3 separate regions of the Homo sapiens genome follow, and all the other regions are linked to region 3. A link is a loop called in an ENCODE intact Hi-C map of the cell type or tissue named here. Cell type or tissue: PC-3. All regions are shown on one strand.

The links. Hi-C counts contacts between places; a loop is a spot of excess contacts. Peaks named below come from ENCODE experiments on the same cell type or tissue, not always from the same donor. Only the 100,000 strongest peaks of a DNase experiment are listed, where the experiment ranks them.
Region 1: a loop joins it to region 3, with 6 times the contacts of the local background. A loop is called at or near these places in 7 of 110 quality-filtered maps.
Region 2: it touches region 3 in a loop (5-fold over the local background); 8 of 110 quality-filtered maps call a loop at or near these places.

What each region holds. Positions count from the first base shown.
Region 1 is chr21:34,790,707-34,798,706 of GRCh38, reverse strand. It overlaps RUNX1 (RUNX family transcription factor 1), which reads left to right. Exons shown (of 9, transcript NM_001754.5): 9 at 6,097-8,000. The coding sequence ends at 6,572. Among named protein-coding and RNA genes, the nearest start is that of RUNX1-AS1, 42 kb to the left of the region's middle. In PC-3, a CTCF peak has its summit at 3,336 (motif pointing right); a DNase peak (open chromatin) is centred at 2,766; H3K27ac peaks cover 3,341 bases.
Region 2 is chr21:34,842,137-34,850,136 of GRCh38, reverse strand. All of the region lies in intron 6 of RUNX1 (RUNX family transcription factor 1), which reads left to right. All of the region lies in intron 1 of RUNX1-AS1 (RUNX1 antisense RNA 1), which reads right to left. Among named protein-coding and RNA genes, the nearest start is that of RUNX1-AS1, 9.8 kb to the right of the region's middle. In PC-3, no CTCF peak of the experiment used is centred here; DNase peaks (open chromatin) are centred at 3,376 and 4,196; H3K4me3 peaks cover 1,543 bases; H3K27ac peaks cover 2,175 bases.
Region 3 is chr21:34,742,683-34,750,682 of GRCh38, reverse strand. LINC01426 (long intergenic non-protein coding RNA 1426) reads right to left here and starts at 4,858. Exons shown (of 3, transcript NR_038885.1): 1 at 4,667-4,858. It overlaps LOC107985515 (a long non-coding RNA gene), which reads right to left. Exons shown (of 3, transcript XR_001755016.1): 3 at 6,745-8,000. RefSeq lists enhancers at 3,477-3,771, 3,978-4,477, 4,478-4,979. In PC-3, CTCF peaks have their summits at 4,785, 4,985 and 6,441; DNase peaks (open chromatin) are centred at 4,972 and 6,642; H3K4me3 peaks cover 448 bases; H3K27ac peaks cover 1,269 bases.

The sequences.
Region 1 (8,000 bases), 48 kb before region 3:
TAAATGCTATGTAAATACTTGTTATACTGCATTGTTTAGGGAATGACAAGAAGAAAAGTCTGTATATGTCTAATACAGACACAACCATCCTTTTTTTTAATAATATTTTTGATCTACAGTTGGTTAAACAGGTGCAGAACCCACGGATATAGAGAACCGACTGTATACCCCAAATTAGACATTCCAACTAAGCGCTGTTCATACAGAGGCCAGAGGAACAGCGTGAAAAACTCAGGTGTCATGGTTAGCATAATTGTTGTTAATATGAGCTCATTAAGTATTAGTCATTTAACCTATGAGCCCTTTGGGCTTGGCACTCACCTTTGCTCGTGGGCAGGGAAATCAGAGTTACAGAGAAAAATTCCTTTGTTGAAGGCAAAAGAAGAAACTTAGTGTTTGGGGCTTTGAAATTGGAGCTGCACCAAACTGTGAAAATACTTCAGAGAACTTCAGTGTTATGATGCCTGCAAACACACTCGCATGTGTGTTGGGGGAACGGGGCGGGTCTTGCTTTTCAGCTCTTGGGATCAAATTATAGCAGATTAGGGGGCAGGCACAGGGGCAGTGGAGTCATGTCTGCCATTTTAAATGTTGTGTAATGTTGTGTTTTCCAGACAGTTGTGATTACTTCAGGTTTCACCAGATGCCTTAGCTGCTGTTCAGAGCTTCACAGAATGCCTTCTAAGAGCTTCACAACGGCAGTACTATTGACATTTGGGGCCAAATAATTCTTTGTTGGGGGGGGTCTGTCCTGAGCATCGGAGAATATTTAGCAGCATCCTTGGCCTCTAGATGCCAATAGCATCCCCCTCACCCCAGTTAGGACAATAAAAAATGTTTCCAGACATTGCCAAATTTCCCAAGGGGCAAAACTGTCCCCAGGTGAGAACCACTGCCTTCCAGTGTTCTTGGGTGGTACAGTAAAATAGGAAAACCAACTTAAGTGCTTGGTTTTCACATTACTTTTGGCCATTAATGCCAATATTTTCATGGTACATTCTGCTCCAAGGCATTGAGAGTAGCACAGGTATCTTGGCATCTTGTTTAGCTTGTGGTTTCTAGAAGCTTATCCCTCAAGAACAAAGGCACTTGTCAGCTTTTACTGATTGTTCTCAGGGCACCCCTCTGCACACCGGCTACGGTCTTCACCTGAAATAATGCCTGTTCTCCTTCAAATGTTCCTGCTATGGGTCTATCCTTTGGAATTTATTACATAAGTCTTTTGACTTGGTCATCACCCAAGATCAGCACCTTATAGTCCAAGAACCCTAGGGGCCAACTCCTCCAGCTGACTGGTGTTCAGATGGTAGGGTGACTTTTTAAATAAAAGGAATGAGTAACATGTGCACTCCAAAGTCCCATATCACAGTTACATTTGTGAATATCCTGGACTTCAATCACCCAAGGAGTAAGAGAGAACATTTTATGGCATGGGAGTGTGAAGTAGATAAAAACCATGCCTCATTTCAGAACCCAAGAATGATTCTTTTCTTTTTGGAGGGAGGACAGAATTCCAGATGAGCTTTCACAGTGGCATAGAACAGTATGGGAGACTGCTCTTCAATTTGGCAGAACTCCCTCTGAGAAATCAAGCCTGGAGCACAGGCCTGAAAAGTGTTGTCATAAACCTGGAGGCAGGAGGGGGGTGGAATACATAAAAGGAAAGTGGCTGCCTGGCCGACAGCTTTGAGAACCTGACACTGCTCTGTGGCTGCTTTGCCTTTTAATCCAGCCCGACAGCTTTGTGCTCTGCCCCTCTTCCCGGCCCCAGCCCCACCTGGGCTTCCTTCTGCGCTGGGGACTTGGACTCTGTCTGTCTCTCTCTCTCTATCCTTTGCAGACAGACTCCACACCTTGTCTGAAAAGAGTTGTCATCTAGAGGTTTACTTTTTTTTTTCTTTTTCAAAAAAAATTAATGTTTAGCTGCCAACCTGGGCGACAGACAGCATGCATTAATCTGAGTCATGCAAAAGCTCCTTTTAAGGCAGCCATTACCTGCTCAGGTTGTTTAATCCTCTGGGGGCAGTAGGAGGGGCCCTGTAGCGAGGCTGCTTTCATCCATGTCAAGCTGGAGAGCGAAGACTTGAGCTGTCATGGCAAATATTTAGCCCCATCAATGGGAAAACACTTCCAACCAAAATACCTGGACCTCCTAAGCCCCAGATTTCCTACTCTTAAAAACTCTCTGTGAATATCAGGGGATCCCAACTCCCCCCACACTTCTGCTGAATCAGGGGACACCAGGCCAGCCAAAAGGACAGAAGAGCTACAGCTGGATGGGTGAACTGCGCAGACTGATGGGTTTGAATAAGGGATCTGAGACAAGACACAAAGATGAAAACCAACATTTGAATATAGCATTTGAATCTGAGCATATCTAGAAGGCCTAAGATATTGTATTATCAAAATGTGTGTAAAAAAGATAGTTTGACCAAATGGATGGTCTTTTGTAGTATGACGTTGCTCATGTGTACATAGAAGAAGGATCACAGGCAGCATTGCAGCTCTTTCTTTTGGATGTTCTCCTCACAAGTGAAAGAACTATTTTCCCCCAACAGCTGAGACCATAACATCATTCCAGTACTTATGTCCATGACAAATCACGGACTCACTCTGGATTCCAGTAACTTGGTACCATCACCACATTACCATGTAGTAGTTGGAACCTACTGGCAGAGCATGTCCAGACATTGCTGTAAAACAGGGTGACCTTTCGTTCATTTTCCAGTGGATTCACCTTTTTGTCTCAGGGCAAATGAAGCAAGAGGAATAATGGGCAGAGTCATTTATTTGTGTCCAGAGTATTGCATCAGATGACAACAAACTGACTGTATTTGCCTAATGCTTTTCCTCCTGTCCCAGCTTCTCCGTAGACTCTATAAATCTAAATGGAAAAATGGAGTAAAGCTTCCTGTTAACTCTCAAACATGTCACAGCTCTCCATGTCAGCAAAAACAAGTGACACAGGGCTTGCTCACAGATGGCCCCAAAGAGCGGGCAGGGATGAACCCTGTGGAATGAGGTGTGGCCTGGCTCGAGAATGACTAGAGTGTGGCCAAGGAAGGGCAGCCTCAGAACCACTGTCCGTTTACAACGTTTTCCCTGCCCACATGTCTGCCTGGCTTTGAAAAGATTAACAGGAGTGTTTGTTTGAAAGTCAGACTCCTGGTTTCCTCATTAGTGAAGGGATCTGCTACAGACTTGGGCTGTTTCTATAAACTTTAATTACCTCTGATGAGGAGTGTATCCCCTCATCACATTCACCCCAAAGGTACAGAGGAGTTCATTTTTAAAAATGTGTTAGAGCAATAAAAGGCCATTAGAGGGAGGGAGGATGGGGTGTGGAAGAGACGAGAGAGCGAGCGAGAGAGAGAGAAAACACACTAGCTCTCCCTGCTGGAATAATAGGCTTGAAATATGAGGAAGTTGATCAACTGCCGCTGCCTTCCAAAAACAGATTAATCCACCTTGGTAGCTTTCCTTTCAGAGCAAGCTTTTGGCTCTGTCGACTTTCTCTATCAGCCTGAACTCAAAAGGACACAGGCCACATGCCATCTGAGCTTAAGAGTTATTTTGTGTGTTGATCTGAGAACTTCACATTTTAAAACAATGAATTCATGTTTCTACTGTTTGTTGCTGTCTGTGGATTTGCTGATATAAAGAGGAGAGTCCTAGCCTGGTCATTTAATGAATAATTCTAAGGAACCTGAACTTCTCCAGGGTGCCCTTCTACATCTGCAGTGGTGGTTCTCAGCTGGGGTGACTTTGCTTCCGTCACCCCACCCGCAGGATATCTGGCAATGTCTGGAGACATTCTGAGTTGTCACAAGAGGGGCGGGCGATGCTACTAACACCTAATGGGTAAAGCAGAGATGCTGCCACACATCCTACGATGAACGAGACAGCCCCCTCCACCCCAGCAAATCATGATCTGGCCCAAAATGTCAACAGTGTCAACAGTTGAGAAACTCTGATCTACAGATATAGGGAACCCTGCCTAATACACAAATCCTCCGTAGTTCCCAAGGGCGGCCTGTAGGTAAGAAAAATGCAGAGAGAGCCAGTGAACCACAGGACAGCCCTAAAGCCAGTTGGTGAAACTGTAAATCCATAATCCTAACAAAATAATGTACAGTCGTAACAAAGTGAGTTTTAGAGACAAAGCTTTACAATTTCTGGTAAAATTTCCACATGTGCAAAAAACAGAGTAGATAAATCAAGGTCCTACATCTACTTGTGTTAACAAACTAGTGAAGTGCATAATAGAGAATACCAGGTGAACTCAAGGCAGTACTGTTTCTAAAATTGTGGAACTAGTATGAAAGTAGATATGGAGAGGAGGAGTGGTAATGGTATTCCCTGACATTCGCTCAGCAGTTGCTACTGAGCCATGCATTCGCTTAAATACTAGGAAATTATCAATTTTTCAACTGTCGAAGGCCTATAAAAATGGCAATTTTCTATCATTCAACCTAAATACTATGTGTAATGTATTATTATATATTAATATTGTTAGGATATATATTATGTATAACATATTGTGTTAGTAGTAACATATTTGTGCATCCTTTACATTAGTGTCAAATTATCATCTGCTATATTAATATCACAGATTAATTTATATTATTGGTATATTAATATATTGATCAAATAGAGGGTCAGCAAACTTTTTTCTGTAAGGGGCCAGAGAATAAATATTTTAGGGCTGGGCACGGTGGTTCATGCCTGTAATCCCAGCACTTTGGGAGGCTGAGGCAGGTGGATCACTTGAGGTCAGGAATTCGAGACCTGCCTAGCCAACGTGGTGAAATCTCATCTCCACTAAAAATACAAAAATTGGCCAGGCCTGGTGGCGGGCGCCTGTAATCCCAGCTACTCGGGAGGCTGAGGCAGTAGAATTGCTTGAGCCCAGGAGGTGGTGGGTGCAGTGAGCCGAGATCACACCACTGCACTCCAGCCTTGGTGACAGAGCGAGACTTTGTCTCCAAAAAAAAAAAAAAGAATAAATATTTGCTCTGTGGCTCCTGCAGTCCCTATACTGACCACCTGACTTTACAGTAGTGGCTCTAAAGCAACCACAGGCAGTACATGAAAGAATGAGTGAGGATGTGTTCCGAAGTATGGATGGACACTGAAGTTTGAATTTCCTGTCATTTTAACAGGTCAGGAAGTATTCTTTTTTGGATTTTTTTTTCAACCATTTAAAAAATGTAAAATGCATTCTTACCTCCTGGGACATGCAAAAATGCCAGATTTGGCTGGCAGGCTGCAGTTTGCCAACCCTAGGATTATATCAACATTTTATATACGTTATACATATTATAGTATATACTATTGCACATTATATCTATACTATACATATTATGCTATACTACATCATTTCATATATCATGTCATATTACATTACATGATATTCTATATTACCGTATTATATTACTGTATATTATACCATCCTCCTGGGCAGTAGCAGCCTCCTGATCCCCGTCCTCCTGGGCATAGCATCCTGGGTGACCTCATCTTTTTGGGTGGCAGATTCTGGGTAGAAACCCTCTCCCTAGGCAGCAGCATCCTCAGTAGCCCCCATCCTCCCAGGTGGTAGCAATCCTGTGTGGTTCCAATCTTCCTGGGCGGTAAATTCTGATAGAAACCCATCTCCCTGGACAGTAGCATCCTGGGTGTCCCCCGTCCTCCTAGGCGGTAGCATCCTGGGTGGTCTCCATCCTCCCAGGTGGTGTCATCCTGGGTGGTCTCCGTCCTCTCAGGAGGTGGCATCCTGAGTGGTCCCCGACCTCCTGGGCATAGCATCATGGGTAGTCCCCATCCTCTTGGGAGGTGACATGCTGGGTGATCCTCGTCATCTCAGGAGGTGGCATCCTGGGTGGTCCCTGTCCCCCTGGGTATAGCATCCTGGGTAATCCTCGTCCTCTTGGGAGTAGCATCCCGGGTGGTCCCCGTCCTCCCCAGCAGTAGCATCCTGGGTGGCTTCCCATCCTCCTAGGCGGTATCATCCTGGGTAGCCCCCTGGGGCAGAGGGAAGAGCTGTGGCCTCCGCAACCTCCTACTCACTTCCGCTCCGTTCTCTTGCCCGCCCTGCAGCGGCACCCGACCTGACAGCGTTCAGCGACCCGCGCCAGTTCCCCGCGCTGCCCTCCATCTCCGACCCCCGCATGCACTATCCAGGCGCCTTCACCTACTCCCCGACGCCGGTCACCTCGGGCATCGGCATCGGCATGTCGGCCATGGGCTCGGCCACGCGCTACCACACCTACCTGCCGCCGCCCTACCCCGGCTCGTCGCAAGCGCAGGGAGGCCCGTTCCAAGCCAGCTCGCCCTCCTACCACCTGTACTACGGCGCCTCGGCCGGCTCCTACCAGTTCTCCATGGTGGGCGGCGAGCGCTCGCCGCCGCGCATCCTGCCGCCCTGCACCAACGCCTCCACCGGCTCCGCGCTGCTCAACCCCAGCCTCCCGAACCAGAGCGACGTGGTGGAGGCCGAGGGCAGCCACAGCAACTCCCCCACCAACATGGCGCCCTCCGCGCGCCTGGAGGAGGCCGTGTGGAGGCCCTACTGAGGCGCCAGGCCTGGCCCGGCTGGGCCCCGCGGGCCGCCGCCTTCGCCTCCGGGCGCGCGGGCCTCCTGTTCGCGACAAGCCCGCCGGGATCCCGGGCCCTGGGCCCGGCCACCGTCCTGGGGCCGAGGGCGCCCGACGGCCAGGATCTCGCTGTAGGTCAGGCCCGCGCAGCCTCCTGCGCCCAGAAGCCCACGCCGCCGCCGTCTGCTGGCGCCCCGGCCCTCGCGGAGGTGTCCGAGGCGACGCACCTCGAGGGTGTCCGCCGGCCCCAGCACCCAGGGGACGCGCTGGAAAGCAAACAGGAAGATTCCCGGAGGGAAACTGTGAATGCTTCTGATTTAGCAATGCTGTGAATAAAAAGAAAGATTTTATACCCTTGACTTAACTTTTTAACCAAGTTGTTTATTCCAAAGAGTGTGGAATTTTGGTTGGGGTGGGGGGAGAGGAGGGATGCAACTCGCCCTGTTTGGCATCTAATTCTTATTTTTAATTTTTCCGCACCTTATCAATTGCAAAATGCGTATTTGCATTTGGGTGGTTTTTATTTTTATATACGTTTATATAAATATATATAAATTGAGCTTGCTTCTTTCTTGCTTTGACCATGGAAAGAAATATGATTCCCTTTTCTTTAAGTTTTATTTAACTTTTCTTTTGGACTTTTGGGTAGTTGTTTTTTTTTGTTTTGTTTTGTTTTTTTGAGAAACAGCTACAGCTTTGGGTCATTTTTAACTACTGTATTCCCACAAGGAATCCCCAGATATTTATGTATCTTGATGTTCAGACATTTATGTGTTGATAATTTTTTAATTATTTAAATGTACTTATATTAAGAAAAATATCAAGTACTACATTTTCTTTTGTTCTTGATAGTAGCCAAAGTTAAATGTATCACATTGAAGAAGGCTAGAAAAAAAGAATGAGTAATGTGATCGCTTGGTTATCCAGAAGTATTGTTTACATTAAACTCCCTTTCATGTTAATCAAACAAGTGAGTAGCTCACGCAGCAACGTTTTTAATAGGATTTTTAGACACTGAGGGTCACTCCAAGGATCAGAAGTATGGAATTTTCTGCCAGGCTCAACAAGGGTCTCATATCTAACTTCCTCCTTAAAACAGAGAAGGTCAATCTAGTTCCAGAGGGTTGAGGCAGGTGCCAATAATTACATCTTTGGAGAGGATTTGATTTCTGCCCAGGGATTTGCTCACCCCAAGGTCATCTGATAATTTCACAGATGCTGTGTAACAGAACACAGCCAAAGTAAACTGTGTAGGGGAGCCACATTTACATAGGAACCAAATCAATGAATTTAGGGGTTACGATTATAGCAATTTAAGGGCCCACCAGAAGCAGGCCTCGAGGAGTCAATTTGCCTCTGTGTGCCTCAGTGGAGACAAGTGGGAAAACATGGTCCCACCTGTGCGAG
Region 2 (8,000 bases), 99 kb before region 3:
CAGGTAGATTTAGAATTTTTCTCATACCCTAGCCACTTTCCATTTTTCATTTTGAAAAATTTCTCCTTGAGTTTTCTCAAAGGCTTCAGTTTTTTTTGTTGTTGTTGTTTTTTCCTGTAAGCCATGTAACTAGGAAAGGCATTAGTAAGAATTTGATACACTGGGTCTCATGGAACTCCACTACTACCACCAAAATAATAATAGTAATAATAATAATAATAATTCCAGTTTAGCTTAAATAAGTAAAAGCTACCCCCTTACACCATATCTGCATTTAAATTCATTTGAGCTGATAGGCAATTTCTGTGTTCTCCTGTTCATCGCATATTCTTTTCCTTTAAAGGCAACTTTTAGAGAAGGTTTGCTTTTTTTTGCTATCAAAGTATTAATTATGAAAAGTTGGCAATACAGAAAGGGTAAATTAGGTATAATCTATTACCGTACATTATGGCTATATTATCAGACATATCACAAGCCAGTGACATTTAGTTGGATGTGAAATTCCTTTTTTATAGTATGATTGACACATGGTATATTTTCATCAACTTCTATGTGTAAATTATGCCGTGTCACTGGTAAAATTTGCTGTCATGAATAGCCAAATATTCTGGATTCACATTCATAGGTGAAAGCCAAGCTAATATATATATATATAATATATATTATATATATACTATATATTATAATATATAGTATATATATAATATATATACTATATAATATATTATATATAGTATAATATATTATATATACTATGTATATAGTATATATAATATATTATATATACTATATATAATATATATAGTATATATAATATATATATAATATATATTATATATTTTATATATAATATATATTATATATATATTATATATATATATATGTACCCAAAGCAAAGTTCTTTTCTGTTTGCCTTTTCAAAAAGTAACACAATGGAATCAATCTGCCAACTCTCAAGACCCCTAGAAAGTTATTTAAAGGCAGTACATTGGTTTGGTACTTTCATGATATACATATACTTAGTTTCCATTAAAGCAATTATTGACAAAAACCCAGACTGCTATTGAAATCTTTCAGTGTACTTCCATATACTGAAATGTCGAACATTTGATACTTGTTTGATTTTGTATTTGTTTTTGTTCACCATGGCTTAAAAGTCATATTCTGATTATTTAAAATAAAGAGTAAACATTTGAAATAAGTTCCTAGATACTACATAGATTTATGGCCCTTTGAATATTTTCCTGGTACCACCTTATTTTCACTTACCTTTGAAGTGGTTGTATGATATTTCCAGTTCATTCATTTGAAAGAGCTAGGAGAAATATGCGGAGCCACGTCCCACGCGCCTCTCGGACACTACTCGCCAGGCATAGCCCAGTGTTTCAAAAGTGAACCAGGGGGCTGGGCGCGGTAGCTCACGCCTGTAATCCCAGCACTTTGGAAGCCCGAGGTGGGCCGATTACCTGAGGTCAGGAGTTCGAGACCAGCCTGGCCAACATGGTGAAACCCCGTCTCTACTAAAAATACAAAAATTAGCCGGGCATGGTGGCAGGCGCCTATAATCCCAGCTACTCGGGATGCTGAGGCAGGAGAATCACTTGAACTCGAGAGGCAGAGGTTGCTGTGAGCCGAGATTGCTCCACTGCACTCCAGCCTGGGTGACAGAGTGAGACTCTGTCTCAAAAAATAAAGTGAACCAGGGTGCTCAGGTAGCCTCGGTGAGCGAGAAAGGAGTTTGGAGCTTCAAGTCTAAAACTGCGTTTCACAGTTTTCCCATCTGTAGAATGGACTGCATGATACCTCTCTTGCTAGGGGATGTGAGGATTAAAAGAGATAGCCTGAAAGGCGAGCTGGAGCAGTGGCTGATGGCGAAGCTCCAGAGCTGGCTTCCTGATTCAGCCTGGCCTCCCCTTCGGGATCAGATTAACCTCCCCACCCTCAGCCTCCTTGGGTATAAAACCAGGAGTATGATATCCCTCTGTTGGGGATTATTGTGCGGATTGAATAAAATAATTCATGTTAGGGCATAGCACCGTGCTGGGCACAGAAGTGTTCCTTAAATATTAGCTGCTATTATTAAAGCACATGCTCTAGACGGGTAGGCCCCTTGACCATGTCCCAAAGACCTTATGAGAGGAAACAAATGGAATTCTGTTCAAGTGGGGGCCAAATATTTACCATTGCCAAGTACTTAAAAAAAAAGAAGAAAAAAAAAAGCTTGGCAGATTTGGCCCTCACAATACAGTACAATAAGGGCTTTTTCTCTTTTCCTTCCATACTACCTATTATTAATTCCAATTACTGCATCACTGAACTGGCTTCAACAAATGTATTCCTCATTGAAACATAACCCTGTCAACCATGTTGCCCTACTTCCTTGAGGGAGAGGTGATCTTTTTCCAATTAAAGGTTTTATCAAAATGCAGTTCTGCTTCTTAACATGAAGCACCTATGCTGTTGTGTGACCTGCAAAGCTCTGAGCATCTAGAAGCTTCCCCTGGGTCATCTATAAGATGGGAATAATACTATGAGTTCTGCCTACTGCACAGGGTTCTTGAGGACACATTGAGATAATATATATCAATGTGCTTTTTAAGTAGTCTGTCAATTAGATAATATAAATATAATTAGATAATTAAAAAATAGAAAATCTATTATTGTTTTGCATGTACTATATTAAAATCTTAGGGATTTTAAATAAAATTAATTGATTTATTGAAAGTAGATATTATCTCGTCGTGTCTTTCAGGATTGGTGAGAAGAAATTAAAGAGAAAAAATTTAAACATTTAAATCAGACCCCACTGTGAATCCATACTTTTAGAAATTTTACCTTTTTCCATTCACATATCTTAATGTTTTCTCTACCTACAACTAGATACCCTTTTTAAATGTTGGAAACAAAAGAAGTAACCTTGGCAAATAGTTGAGAACTGAGTTTTATATGAATATACTTTTCTCTTGCAAGACCAAATACAGTTTTTCTTCTAAAACTCTGTTATTCCATTTTCTTTCAATGAAATGCTCACAGAACCAGAAGGCTTGGGAAGAGGCTCAGAGCACCTAAGAGTTGCTGAGTCCGTATTCCTTTTTTCCCCTGTGGCTTTTTATATATGCTGCTCGCCTGAGATTTCTGGATTTGATTTCAGGGAGGTGAAATGTTACACCCCTGAGTCTCAGTGCCAGTTTCCCAGGACGAGTCAAAAACTGCAGCTGCTTGGAGGTGAGAATCTTCCAAGGCTCCAGAGGCCAGCTCGCTGTCCTGTTCATTTGCTGACATGCTGCCGGGAGCAGCTTCAGAGAAACCCGTTCTATTCTTCGGGTGATTCAGCCAGTCTCAAAATAAATAGGTAGCTGAGTGCAGGGAGAAAGAACTGGAAACCACTGAAATTTGAGTCTTGAGGGCTGGTCTGTTCTCGGGAGCTGCTCTGTTGAACTCTAAAAGGAATCTTGAGCCCTGGGCGAGGGAGTGGCCTGACCTGGTGGAAAGACTGCGGGCCTGCCCGTGGAGTCTATGTCTGGCCCTGCTAGCTCAGTCAATCTCAGCAGCTCATGTCTCCTCTTAGACCCTCAGATTCCTCATCTACAGAAGGAGAAAGAAGAGGAGATTGAATGATTTTTAAGGTCTTTATCAGCTTCTAAAAGTTTGATTTGATGGTTGTAGGAGCAATTGTTCTTTCAAAGCACCATCTTCTAACCTCAGGAAGGAAAGCCCAGGGGCCCCTGGGATGTCCTGCCAAACTGGGAAGACAAAGATTGTGACTGAGAAGGTGGGGGCAGGGCAGGAGAAGGGGGAAGAAGGGAGAATGGATCAACCCCAGGCCGGGGAAAGAGATGAATGAAGGTCCACGCCAGAGTGACATGCTCTAAGTAGGGGAAATCTTCCTAACTAGAGTTCCCATGACTTTGGCAACATTTGAAAAAAAAAAAAAAAAAAAAAGACATCCTTAAACCCACAAAGTACTCAATTGTCCAAGCCCCATTATGGCCAACTTCCCAAAGCTGGCTGGTCAGAGACCTTGGTGTTAATTCCTCAGCCAACTAAAAAAAGATGGTGTGAGTTCTGTTGACTTAATTGTTGGAGTGTTTCTGAGTGGGGCCGCCTCCCTCCTCTGCCTCCTCACAGTATTATGGGCTATTCTGCATTACCTGCCCTACCTATCTTCATAATCTAGCCGCAAACAGCTTTGGTTGACCACACCACTTCCCTATTGAAAGTTAATACTGTTTGACTCATTCTGTGTTACTAACCTGAAGCCAAAGAAAACAAGGCAGAGAATAACTGGCTTGTGTGGAGTTTGGAAAGCTCTTGGAGGCCCTGCTTTCAAAATCCTATACAGTAGCTTTACTATATCTCTCCGCTGCAGCTGCTGAGAAAATGAAGGAAGCAGAAGTGGTTAAAAAAAAAAGTTGGGGGTGGGGAAGAGACTGGGAAGGGAGTGGGGCGGGGTCCCCCTCCGGCTGGGAAAAGACAGGGTAATCTGCGGCAGTTTATGAGGGCTGTCTCCCTGAGCTGAGGTCTTGCTTTCACACACCAGAGTGTTCACACAGAAGAGGGACTGTTGAAGGAGTTAAAAGGAGAGGAAAGTTCAAAACAGTTGTTGAAAAGGCAGCTCTCCTATTGCCTGCGTAACACAGAGGAGCTGGGAGGCTGGTCTCACCAGGCCAGGCAGCCATAGGCAGAGACTCAAGGTAGACAGGCCAGGGGGAAGTTGTGTACCTTTCGAATCGGGAAAGGATTGAGGAGGGGGAATGTTGCCGGACAGAAGGCTGTCCTGGGCGTCCATCCTTGCCCTCCATCCCTGTCTCCATCCCTGGCAAGGATGGAACCTTCCCTTCCTTCATTTCCTAACTGGCTCAAATGTGGTCACCAAGGTGAATAGGAGGCACTAGTGTCTTGGAATAAACAGAACTTTCCCTCCCAATGTTACCTGGCAGACAGTGGGACCAGCATCTTCATCACCATGCTGTGCTCTGTGGGAGTCTAGGCAAACAGCCACTTGCCCATTCAGGTAACTTTAGAAGAGGTCTCCCTCCTCACAGATGCCCTTCTCAGCAGGTGGCTGCTTCTGGCACGTGGACAACAGTGCATAGAAGTGAGCCTGATGCCTGAATGAGGCTGTCATGACACAAACAACCGGAAGCCTTATTTGTGAGGGAGGGTCAACGTTCTGTTCAAAACAACTTGCTGCGGTTGGCTTTTGTACTAGTGAGTACTCAGGAGCTGTGAGTGGCCAGGGTACCCTGTCCTTCTGTACCAGCCAGGACCTGCTCAGCCATCTGTCCAAGGGCTTTGCAAGGCCAGCCTAGAACCTCAGTTGGCGTCTGTGACAGGAGAGAGCGTCAGAGTCAGATGCTGTTCCCCTGCTGTTGGGAAAGTCCCCGAGGCCCAGGGGGCAGGGCTTTTAGAAATAGGAGGGAATTTCCTTCCCTCTTTTTAGAAGTACAGAGGAGGAGAGATCATCCTCCACACTGCTGGATGAGCATTCCAGAATAAATCTAGTCCAGGAAAGGGGCTCACTCATTCATTCATTCACTCACTCACTCATTCATTTATTTGTCCAGCATTTATGGAGGCATCACCCAACCTTGGAAGGGCCCTGCCTTTACCTCGGTCCTGTCCAAACATGCTCAGTGTCTCTGCCCATTATGTATGAGATCTGCTGCTGCGGGAGGGGAACTGAGATTCCTGCAGGGAGGTTAGGAGGCCAGTGTGGAGAGCCTCAGTGCTGGTAACATGCTCACGCAAGCAGTGTGTGTGCGCCTCCTGGATCTTCTTCTCCTGGCCCCCAGGTCTTGCCTGTCTACCCCAGGACTAGCCCTGCTGATGCCTGAACTCCAAAGCCATGTCAGAAGCTCCAGGCAGCGTTCTGTGAGTCAGTGCTCATATCTCCATAGTGCGCCACCCGCCACCAATACTTTCTTTCTCTTCTGCAAGTCGCCTTCTCTTTAGAGTCTGTCCCTGGGCAGGAGCTACTCTGATCAACAAATCCATGTCACTGGTGGTTACCACTCTCTGGTTACTTTTCAGTTACGCTGTAACTGGGGGTTTCCTTGAGATAAGACCTTAACCTAGGGAGGGTTGCTAATATTTGGGATTATAGGCTGGTAGAAGAAGAAAAACCTTGAATTTGGGAGCTGTCTGCACCCTTCTTAAGAAACTGCCTCCACTTCCCCCACAGAGGGCTACCTCTGGTCAAGAGCAAAAGCCAGCAGGTGGCTTCTCTGCCCTGAGCTCAAGTTACCTCCTTAGTCACCAGACAGAAATGGACAGTGAGCCCTGGCGACCGGGGATGGCAGATTTAGATTTTGAGTGCTCTGCTTTTAGGAGAGGCCCGAGTCTCATGTGAGTGGGCGAAAAACTCCACTGCTCGTGGCAATGAGCCCTGGACTCAGGGAGCAGAGTTTTGTTTGGGTTTTTGTCCCGTGAGTCTTGGGCGCATGGTGCAGGGGGGCTGGGGAGGGGCAGGCCTGTGTGCGTCTCTGGCTTGAAGTTGTATTGGTTGTTGATCTTGCCTTGGCGTTGGCCAGCCTTTCCTGTCCATTGACTGTTGCTTGCTACACTTGTCTTGGCCCATGTCCTGAGGGCGATCACAGAACGGTGTGTGTGTGTGAGTGGATGTATGGATGTGTGATGGATGTATATGTATGTATGTGTATATGTGTGTATGTCAGTATGTGTGTATGTTTGTATATATGTGTCCCCATGTCTGTATATCTGCCTGTGTGTATATGCATGTGTGTCCCTGTGTGATATATGTATATGTGTGTGTGCGTCTGTATATATGTGTCTGTCCTGGTTTGTGTCTGTATGTGTATGTGTGTCTGTGCATGTCTTAATATATGTGTCTGTGTGACGTATGTACATGTGTCTGTGTGTATTTATATGTGTGTATCCCCATGTGTGTTTTATATCTGTGTGTGTGTCCAGGTGTCTGTGTATGTGTGTGTCTGTATGTGTTTACATGCATGCCTGTGTTTGTGTGTATATGTCCATGTGTGTCTGTATGTGTGTTTATACATGTGTGTCCATGTGTATCTATATTTTGTTTTGTTTTGTTTTTTGAGACAGAGTCTCGCTCTGTCGCTCAGGCTGGAGTGCACTGGCATGATCTTGGCTCATTGCAACTTCTGCCTCCTGGGTTCTAGCAATTCTTCTGCCTCAGCCACTTACTTGTAACTGGGACTACAGGCACGTGCCACCATGCCCGGCTACTTTTTGCATTTTTTAGTAGAGATGGGGTTTCACCATACTGGCTAGGCTGCTCTCGAACTCCTGACCTCATGATCTGTCCGCCTCAGCCTCCCAAAGTGCTGGGATTACAGGCATGAGCCACCGCGCCCAGCTGCATCTGTATGTTTTTATGTGTATGGCTGTGTCCGTGTGTATGTTTGTCCATGCATGTCTGTATGTGTGTATGTGTGTGCATGTGTGCCATCTGTGTTTTTGTATGTCTCTCTGTGTGTGCGTGTGAGAGGGTACTCACTACAAAGAAACAGGAGAAGCTGGTGGACTTTGCTTATGTCAGAGTGCCACTCTCAACTCAGCAAAAGAGCCTTTGACCTATTCTTTTTGATTTTTCACTATGAAAATAAATGAGTTTTCCTGATTGATTTAATTTTTTTTTTTTTTTTTTTTTTTGGAGAGGTCTCCCTCTGTCACCCAGTCTGGAGTGCAGTGGAGCGATCTTGGCTTACTACAGCCTCTACCTCCTGGGTTCAAGAGATTCTCCTGCCTCAGTCTCCCAAGTAGCTGGGACTACAGGTGCGCGCCACCATGCTTGGCTAATTTTTTTATATTTTTAGTGGAGATGGGGTTTCACAATGTTGGCCAGGCTGGTCTTGAACTCCTGACCTCAAGTGACCCGCCTGTGTCGGCCTCCCAGAGTGCTGGGATGAGCCATCAGGCCCGGACTGATTCAACTTCTAATGAGACAATTCTCATGAAACTGCTCAGTTATGATATTGTATTTTTTCTCAACAAGAAGTTTTTCTGTA
Region 3 (8,000 bases):
GAGCATTCAGCATTGTTTTCTCTAGACAAAAGCACATATATATTGGCATCACACATAACCAAGTGTCGTAATAATAGACAAATAACTCCTAAAATCAATGAGAAATACAATCACCCCAATACAAAAGAAGGATAGAAAGCTTCTGAAACAAGCAAGTCAAAAAAGAAGAAACCCAAATAGTCAATGCACATGGAACAAAAATGATCAACCTGACCTGCAATCATAAAAATACAAAATAAGAACACACACACACAAAACCAAACAGAATATGTGAAATTTAAAGGACTACCAATACAACGTGTTGGCAAGGATATAGAGCAACTGGAACTCACATGCACTTCTGGTGGGAGTGTAAACTGATACAACCACTTAGACAAAAGATTTGGAAGTATCTACGAAAACTAAATATACAATCTGACTCAACCCCTCCTCTCCTAGGCACATATTCCTTGGATGTGGGTGTTCATGTCTACCAAATGACATTACAAGAATGTGCATAATAGCCCCACACTGAGACAACCAAAATATCTTTCCACAGAGGAATGGTTTATCCATGCAGTGAGGTATACCCAGCGATGAGAATGAGAAAAATACCAATACACACCAACACAGGTGAATCTCACAGACATCACACAGGGCAAAAGAAGCCAGACACAAAACAGCAGATATTGTACATTTCCACTTATATGAGGGTCAGAAAAAGGCAAGACTGTTCCAAGGTGAAAAAGCCTAGAATAGAGATTACTTTTGATCGGGGGACATTAGCTGGGAGAGGGCACAGAGAGCCTTCTGGAGTGGTGGGAATGTTTTGTACCTTGATCTGGGTAGTGGTTACATGGGCATCTCTATACACAAAAATTCATTGAGTTGTGCAATTAACATGAGTGCATTTTCTGTAAGTTGTATCTTCACAAAAGGTAAAATTAAAAAAAAATTAAATAGTAATGAGATGTCGGCCAGGCACAGTGGCTCACGCCTGTAATCCTAGCACTCTGGGAGGCCGAGGGGGGGCGGATCACCTTAGATCAGGAGTTCGAGATGAGCCAGGCCAACATTGCGAAACCCCGTCTGTACTAAAAATACAAAAATTAGCCAGGCATGGTGGCGCATGCCTGTAATCCCAGTTACTTGGGAGGCTGTGGCAGGAGAATCACTCGAACCCAGGAAGGAGAGGTTGCAGTGAGCCAAGATCGCACCACTGCACTCCAGCCTGGGTGACAGAGCGAGACTTCGTCTCAAAAAAAAAAAGTAATGAGATGTCATTTTTCTCATATAAACTATAAAAATATTTTGTAATTAAGTGATACTGAGTGTTCCCTTGGGTGGAGAAGACACATGGTACAATGTTTCAGAAGAGCATTGGATTCTGCTTATCTAAAAATGTTTTCATGGGCATCCTTTAACCCAGCATTTTCACTTGTAGAATTTTATCCTGGGGAAAGAATCCAACAGATGTATAAAGATACTTTTTCCAGAATGATTATCACTTCAGTGCTAATAACAGCAAAAAATTTGAAGCACCTAAATAAGCGACAATGGAGGGCTGATTAAACAAATTTTGCAACATGTATGAGTCAAAGTTTATTAAGCACCCATTTAAAAAGATGGAAGTGAATATTTAACAGAATGGAGAACACGGCACGTGAAGAGAAAGGTCACAAAACAATGTGCTCTTCATAATTTTTACTTCAAAGTAGGTATGGGTGTATATGTGTGTGTGTAGAGATTTATATAGCTGATGAACATCAGTCAAAGGGGACCATTTTTCTGTCTGAATGGTGGATGATGGGTGATGTTAATTTTGTTCTTGGTACTTCTCACTATTTTTTTAATTTTCTATTAATAGAAAACCTGGTAGCCCTTAAAGAAAATACACTGTTCTCATAGGCAATAGAGGTTTAAATGAAGAAAATCCCAGAAAGCAGTGTTCTTTCCTGCTGAGTTTAGCGTTCAACATAAACAAAAAACTGATAGCCCCCTGGCAGGATTATGTAGGGTTGGACAGAACGATGGGTGAAAACGTCTGGCGTGAGATAGACAAGTTGGCCAAGGTGGTTGTTCTCTGAGATCTCCCTAATGACACCACACACACACACACACACACACACACACACACACACACACAGTGCCTCTTGCTACACCACACTGATCTAATCCAATCCAGTCTCTTGGGAGTTTGAGATTAGACAGACACCAAGAGTTGAGACTGGGGCATGGGAAGGCAGGTCCCCGAGAGAGGGACACCTGGCCACAGAAGGGCCAACTCAGTGCCCCAAGGTCACCTCTGAGCCCATGAAATGCGTCTCCTTCCAGTACTTCCCACTTTTAGTTACACCGAGATTAAACTGATAAACCAGAATCCATTTCTGTGGTTTGTAACCAAAAGAGCCTCACCGGTGCCCAACCGCTTTGAAGAAGTTAGACTCCTTTCCCAGCTTTGTCCATTTCTTCCCCGGCACATCTGTTCTCTCAGCAAGCGAGGCTGGAAGACACACCATTGGCAGAGCACTGTGCTCAGCGCCTTTTAGACTTTCACGTGGAGTAATATCACGTCGAGGTCTTGCCGTTGAGGTTGTCGTAATGCAGCTACAGGAGTTGTGTGGGCTCTTTAAAAATGACATGAAGCAGGGCACAGTGGCTTACGCCTATAACCCAGCACATAGGGAGGCCAAGGCAGGCAGATCACTTGAGGTCAGGAGTTCGAGACCAACTGGCCAACATGGTGAAACAGCGTCTCCACTAAAAATACGAAAAGTATCTGGGTGCGGTGGTGGGTGCCTGTAACGTCAACTACTCAAGGGGCTGTGGCAGGAGAATCACTTGAACCCAGGAGGCGGAGGTTGCAGTGAGCCGAGATCATGCCACTGCACTCCAGCCTGGGTGACAGAGTGAGACTCTCTCTCTGAAAAAAAAAAAAAAAAATGACATGAAACTGACTCATCAGAGCTCCATCAGGCCACGGGCTACAAATGTGGCTGGGCCACGTAGACAGAAAGACACACGGCCCTGGTGTAGGAGAGGAAAACACACTGTTTTCAGGGAGGTGGAATTAGGGGTTTCCCTGTCCCTTCTCTCTCAAAGCCTTTTCCAATGAATCTAGAATTTTTAGTTTCTTAATAATGTTCCTGTTGCTCTTCCATCTGGATGCAAAGGAGATCTATTCACGACATCTCCAAGAATGAACTCCATAAGAGCAGCAGAGTGGTCAAGGCCTACTTTCCCAGGGGTTCATTTTCTTTTTGCCTTTTTTTTTTTTTTTGAGACAGAGTTTCACTCTTGTTGCCCAGGCTGGAGTGCAGTGGCACAATCTTAGCTCACTGCAACCTCTGCCTCCTGGGTTCAAGGAATTATCCTGCCTCAGCCTCCCAAGTAGCTGGGATTACAGGTATCCACCACCATGCCCGGCAATTTTTTTTTTTTTTAAGTAGAGACAGAGTTTCACCATGTTGGCCAGGCTGGCCTTGAACTCCTGACCTCAGGTGATCCACTCGCCTCGGCCTCCCAAAGTGCTGGGATCACAGGCGTGAGCCACCGTGCCCGACCAAGGTTCATTTTCAATGCTGTTGACACGAAGGCTAAGATCACAGGGGAGGTCACAATTTTAGGATCTCAGCTTTTAGAATGCTGTCTTTTTAACCCCTTCAGCATTTCCATCTTATTGGAAAAGGGCAGGCAGGAGGGCAGATGGGAGGGAGGGAGGCAGTTGGGCTTTCTTCCTGTCCAGGGGCCAGCTCTGCCTTCCTGGTCCTCACTCCCAGCCCCACTCCTTCCTTCCCCTGTTCTGTGCCTCTCCTATCTACTCCTTCCACATCCCTAGCCACCTCACAGGCTCTTCATGGGGCTCAAGTGAGATAATGCAGGGTGTGAAATTCTTTGTCAATGAACGCATCAACTCTACGTTCCATTTGCTGTCATTATCTCCTGTATCTTTGTTCCACTTGTGCAGGTGATTTGTCCCCCCGCCAGTCCCCGTCCCCTCACCCCCAGTTTCATGGATAAGGACCAGCTGTAGACTCTGCCAGGCCCTGGGCAGTGTTGGTATCGTGCTTGGAGGTGCTGCTCAGTTATGCAACCCACCCTCCTCCCCCAGCCAGAGCCACAAAGCCACTAGGGCACTGTACCAGTTTGTTTATTTATTTATTTTTGAGATGGAGTCTCCCTCTGTCACCCAGGCTGGAGTACAGTGGCACGACCTTGGCTCACCACAACATCCGCCTCCCAGGTTCAAGCGATTCTCCTGCCTCAGCCTCCCGAGTAGCTGGGATTACAGGCGCATGATGTCACGCCTGGCTAATTTTTGTATTTTCAGTAGAGTCGGGGTTTTACCATGTTGGTCAGGCTGGTCTCAAACTCCTGACCTCAGGTGATCCACCTGCCTTGGCCTCCCAAAGTGCTGGGATTACAGGTGTGAGCCTCTGCTCCCAGCCCCACCGTGTTTAGCTTGGTTAGGCACAGAGCCTTGCATGAACCAGCACCTCGGGGACCCCATGACGAGGTCAGAGCGGGTGAGAGGCACGCACCAGTGTGACTGAGCCACTCGCTGGGACTCTGGGGGCAGCGTGGTGGGGCTTGAGATCAAGGAAGTGCCTGCAAGTGGATTCAACGATGAGACACTTCCCCGGCCCACAGGGTGGAGGGGTTGGCTGGAGGGGTTGCCTGTACTTACCAGAGACGGTCCCCGAGCGAGCTTGATAAGCTGAAAGAGACGCTCAGGAGAGCCCTGACAGAGCTCCCCAGGCTGGAAAGGACAGAACTCCCCACCGGAACTTTCATTTTCAAAGTTCAGCACCTCAGTTAAGTAATTAATAGGTCTGGTCACGTTCACAGCTCTCCAAAAGAGACTGATGGAGCTCTGCTTTTCCTCCGGAAGTGCTTTCATGGCAAGCCCAGAGAAGCCCCCTAGGAGGCAGCCTGTCATCCAATAATCACTTCCTCTCTCAGGCCCAAATTCCAAATCAGCTCAGCAATGGGCAGGGCGGCCCTGAGCCACGTCCAGAGGTTGGGATTTGCTGACTCCTGGAGGATATTCTGAGTATAGCAAGTAAGTGAACTCGCACAAACAATGCGTTCAGCAATGGGAAGAAAACAGCTGTTTTTGTCCGAGAAGTGTCTGGCATACCCAAGACTTCTTAAAGAGAGGAAAATATTAACCTAGAGCATAACAACCCCTTTCTCTTTTCAGTCAAAACCTAGACAGACTGTGTTGATATTAAGTTAACAAGTTCCATGGGCTAATACCTTCCGAATGAAATGAGAGGGTTCTTAAATTAATAGATGAAAACTCCCCTTCATACATCAGAGAACTAAGGAAAGGTAATTGCCCCCAATATTTATTTTCGATTTGGAAAATCCAAAGCAAGAAGGCTTTGAAGAAGTCAAGATCTGATTATAATTCTAGGCTCGGTGCCAATGGGATAAATTATCTGGCAACTTTTTTTGCACAGTTATTGATTCTATTTGTCTCTGACGCCAAGCGCCCAGCATGGCACAAAGCCTCACAAAGTGCTCCGAAAAGGGTGTCATCCCCACACCGTTGATAAGGCTCAGAGTCTCTCCACGGCCATAATGCAACCCCCTCCTCCCCAGGGGGCTGTTGGCACCTCAACCCACTAAGGGATCAGGAAGTAGAGTTTGCCAGTGAGGAGCCTGGAGACTTCAAGCCTGTTTGGCCTTGGTGTTCTTGTGATTTAGTGCCCTGGACTGGCAGGTCTAGGGACTTTTTGCTCTAGACAAACTTTTTAAATAGGCCAGGTGCAGTGGCTCAAACCTGTAATCCCAGTGCTCTGGGAGGCTGAGGTGGGAGGGTTGCTTGATCCCAGGAGTTTGAGGCTGCAGTCAGCCATAATCACACCACTGCAGCCCAGCCTGGGAGACAGAAGAAGACCTTGTTTCAAAAAAAATTTTTTTAATAAATATAAATTTAAAAAATAAAAAATCCCAACACATGCACACACATACATGCACACACATACATGCACACACACACATGCACACACATACATATATATGCATGTGCAAAAGGTATGCCCAAGCTATACTCTCTTTATTTGAGTTTTAATTTACAGAAGTTTTCAACCTGGCCAGGCCTGGAATCATGGAGAATGGGCTGGGAATGGGTCTGCAGAGGTTCCCAAGGACATGTTTGAAAAGCATCCTCCACCTGGGAGAGCTGGGTCAGAATTAGCACACTCTAGGAGAGTTGGGGAACAGCTAAGAGCGGGGCACACCAGCTCGACTAACTGAGCCTGAGCCAGTGGGAAAGTCCTCATAGCAGTGGTCACTGGAGCACGAAACAGGGACATGGCTGGCTGGGGCTCCTTCCTCCGCCCCTCCCCAAGCACAGGTGGGCATGCCGTGGTGGGGCTGGGAAAAGGCCTATGGCCAGGGAAGCGCAGGATGACAACAAAGGAATGGTCAAGGCCTAACAAACAGAAACAGCGATGCAAATTGCCTAGGAGATGGAGCGGCAGTCACTGGAGCTGGCGTTGCCCAGACTTTGGTTGGCTTCAGGGTGACAGTTCAAGAAGGCAGCTCCTCCTGTGGGCCAGTGAGCTTGCTCCAAGAGCAGCCCTTTCCAGCTGACGCCCAGAGTGACCCAAAGGCTCTCCCGGAAAGTCCGGTTCTAAGACGATACAGCTGCCCGTCATGGAGCAACCTGCCCAAAACCACAGGGGGAAAAAAATCCAATAACCAAATCCCGGTGACCACACCCTGTCTGCAGTTACTCAGAACTCACTGGCCAAGGTCCAGGGAGCAGACCGAGTCAGGCTGAAGTCTATCCACATTTAATTTTCAATTGAAAATGGAAACAAGTCAAGCCAAGACAAACCCAGGGCCTGATTTAACAGCATCTACTGCCATGGCAAAGACATTGTCATGTGGGGTGCCACAGATCAGCCACCACCACCCCAGGGAAAGGTTGACACCACCACATCCAGACACTTTTCACTCACCTTTCATATAGAAGCTCATCCACTGCATAGCAGCTCAATGGTATTGTTACTGTTATGTTCTTTTTACAGGTGAGAAAACTGAGGCACAGGTTAAGTGACTCACTAAGCTCTCACTGTAAATGGTGGGGCAGGTTTGAACCCATGTGTCTGGCTCTTTGGTTCTACATGCGTTAATTCTGATTATAGTGAACGTCTGAATGGCTAGAAATATTTGGAGATTGTGCCCGGATGACAGCTGCAGAGAAGTGACCGTGGCTGACCCTGGACAGCAGTGCTTGGTCTTGCTGGGAATCGTCAGGTCCTCTGCCAGGCTTTCCTGGGGAGCACCAGGTGAAGTATCATGGATTTGAGGTCCTCTGTACTGGAGGCAGGACGCAGACACCAAGAACACCTCCAGGCAGGTGCTGATTCGCCGGCGGAACATTTGCAATGTGCTCACCCCTGTTGTGGGTAGGGGATGTGGGAATATTTGCACTATTGGGTTATACAGGGCTCAGAGGGGAAGGCATCGTGGAAAAGGATTTGGCTTGAGGAAGGAACACAGGAGACATGGCCATGCCATAAGAAGGAAGATGCCTCCCTTTAGATCAGGATTTGACATCAGAAAAGAAGAGATCACTCCAGTGAAGGGCCAGGAGACCTGCCTCCCAGGGCAGAGAACTCCCCGCTCCAGCCCCTCCTGGGGGGACCCTCTCCAGCTGCAGACCCCATGGTGGGTGATCAGGGATGTGATACCTTAGATGGGTCCCACATCCCCTTCAGACGCTAATGGTGTTTGGCTTTAGCCGACAATGCTCCTCCAGGGTGTGGCCTCATTTCCAATGTCCAGCGTCCTGGAGTCTCGAGGTAGAACCTTGAGGACTACCCTTGTTGCCCAATCTCATGTTTCCCTCTAAGGGAAAGGCTCATGTCCCCACTGCCAGGCAGCCTCTGACACAGGGGACTCTTGTAAGCAAGTCAACACACAGCATGGATGTGTGGAGGGACTCAGAGGTCTCTTGGTTGTGTCCCCTGTATCGAATCCCGCTTGCACAAGGAACTTGACTT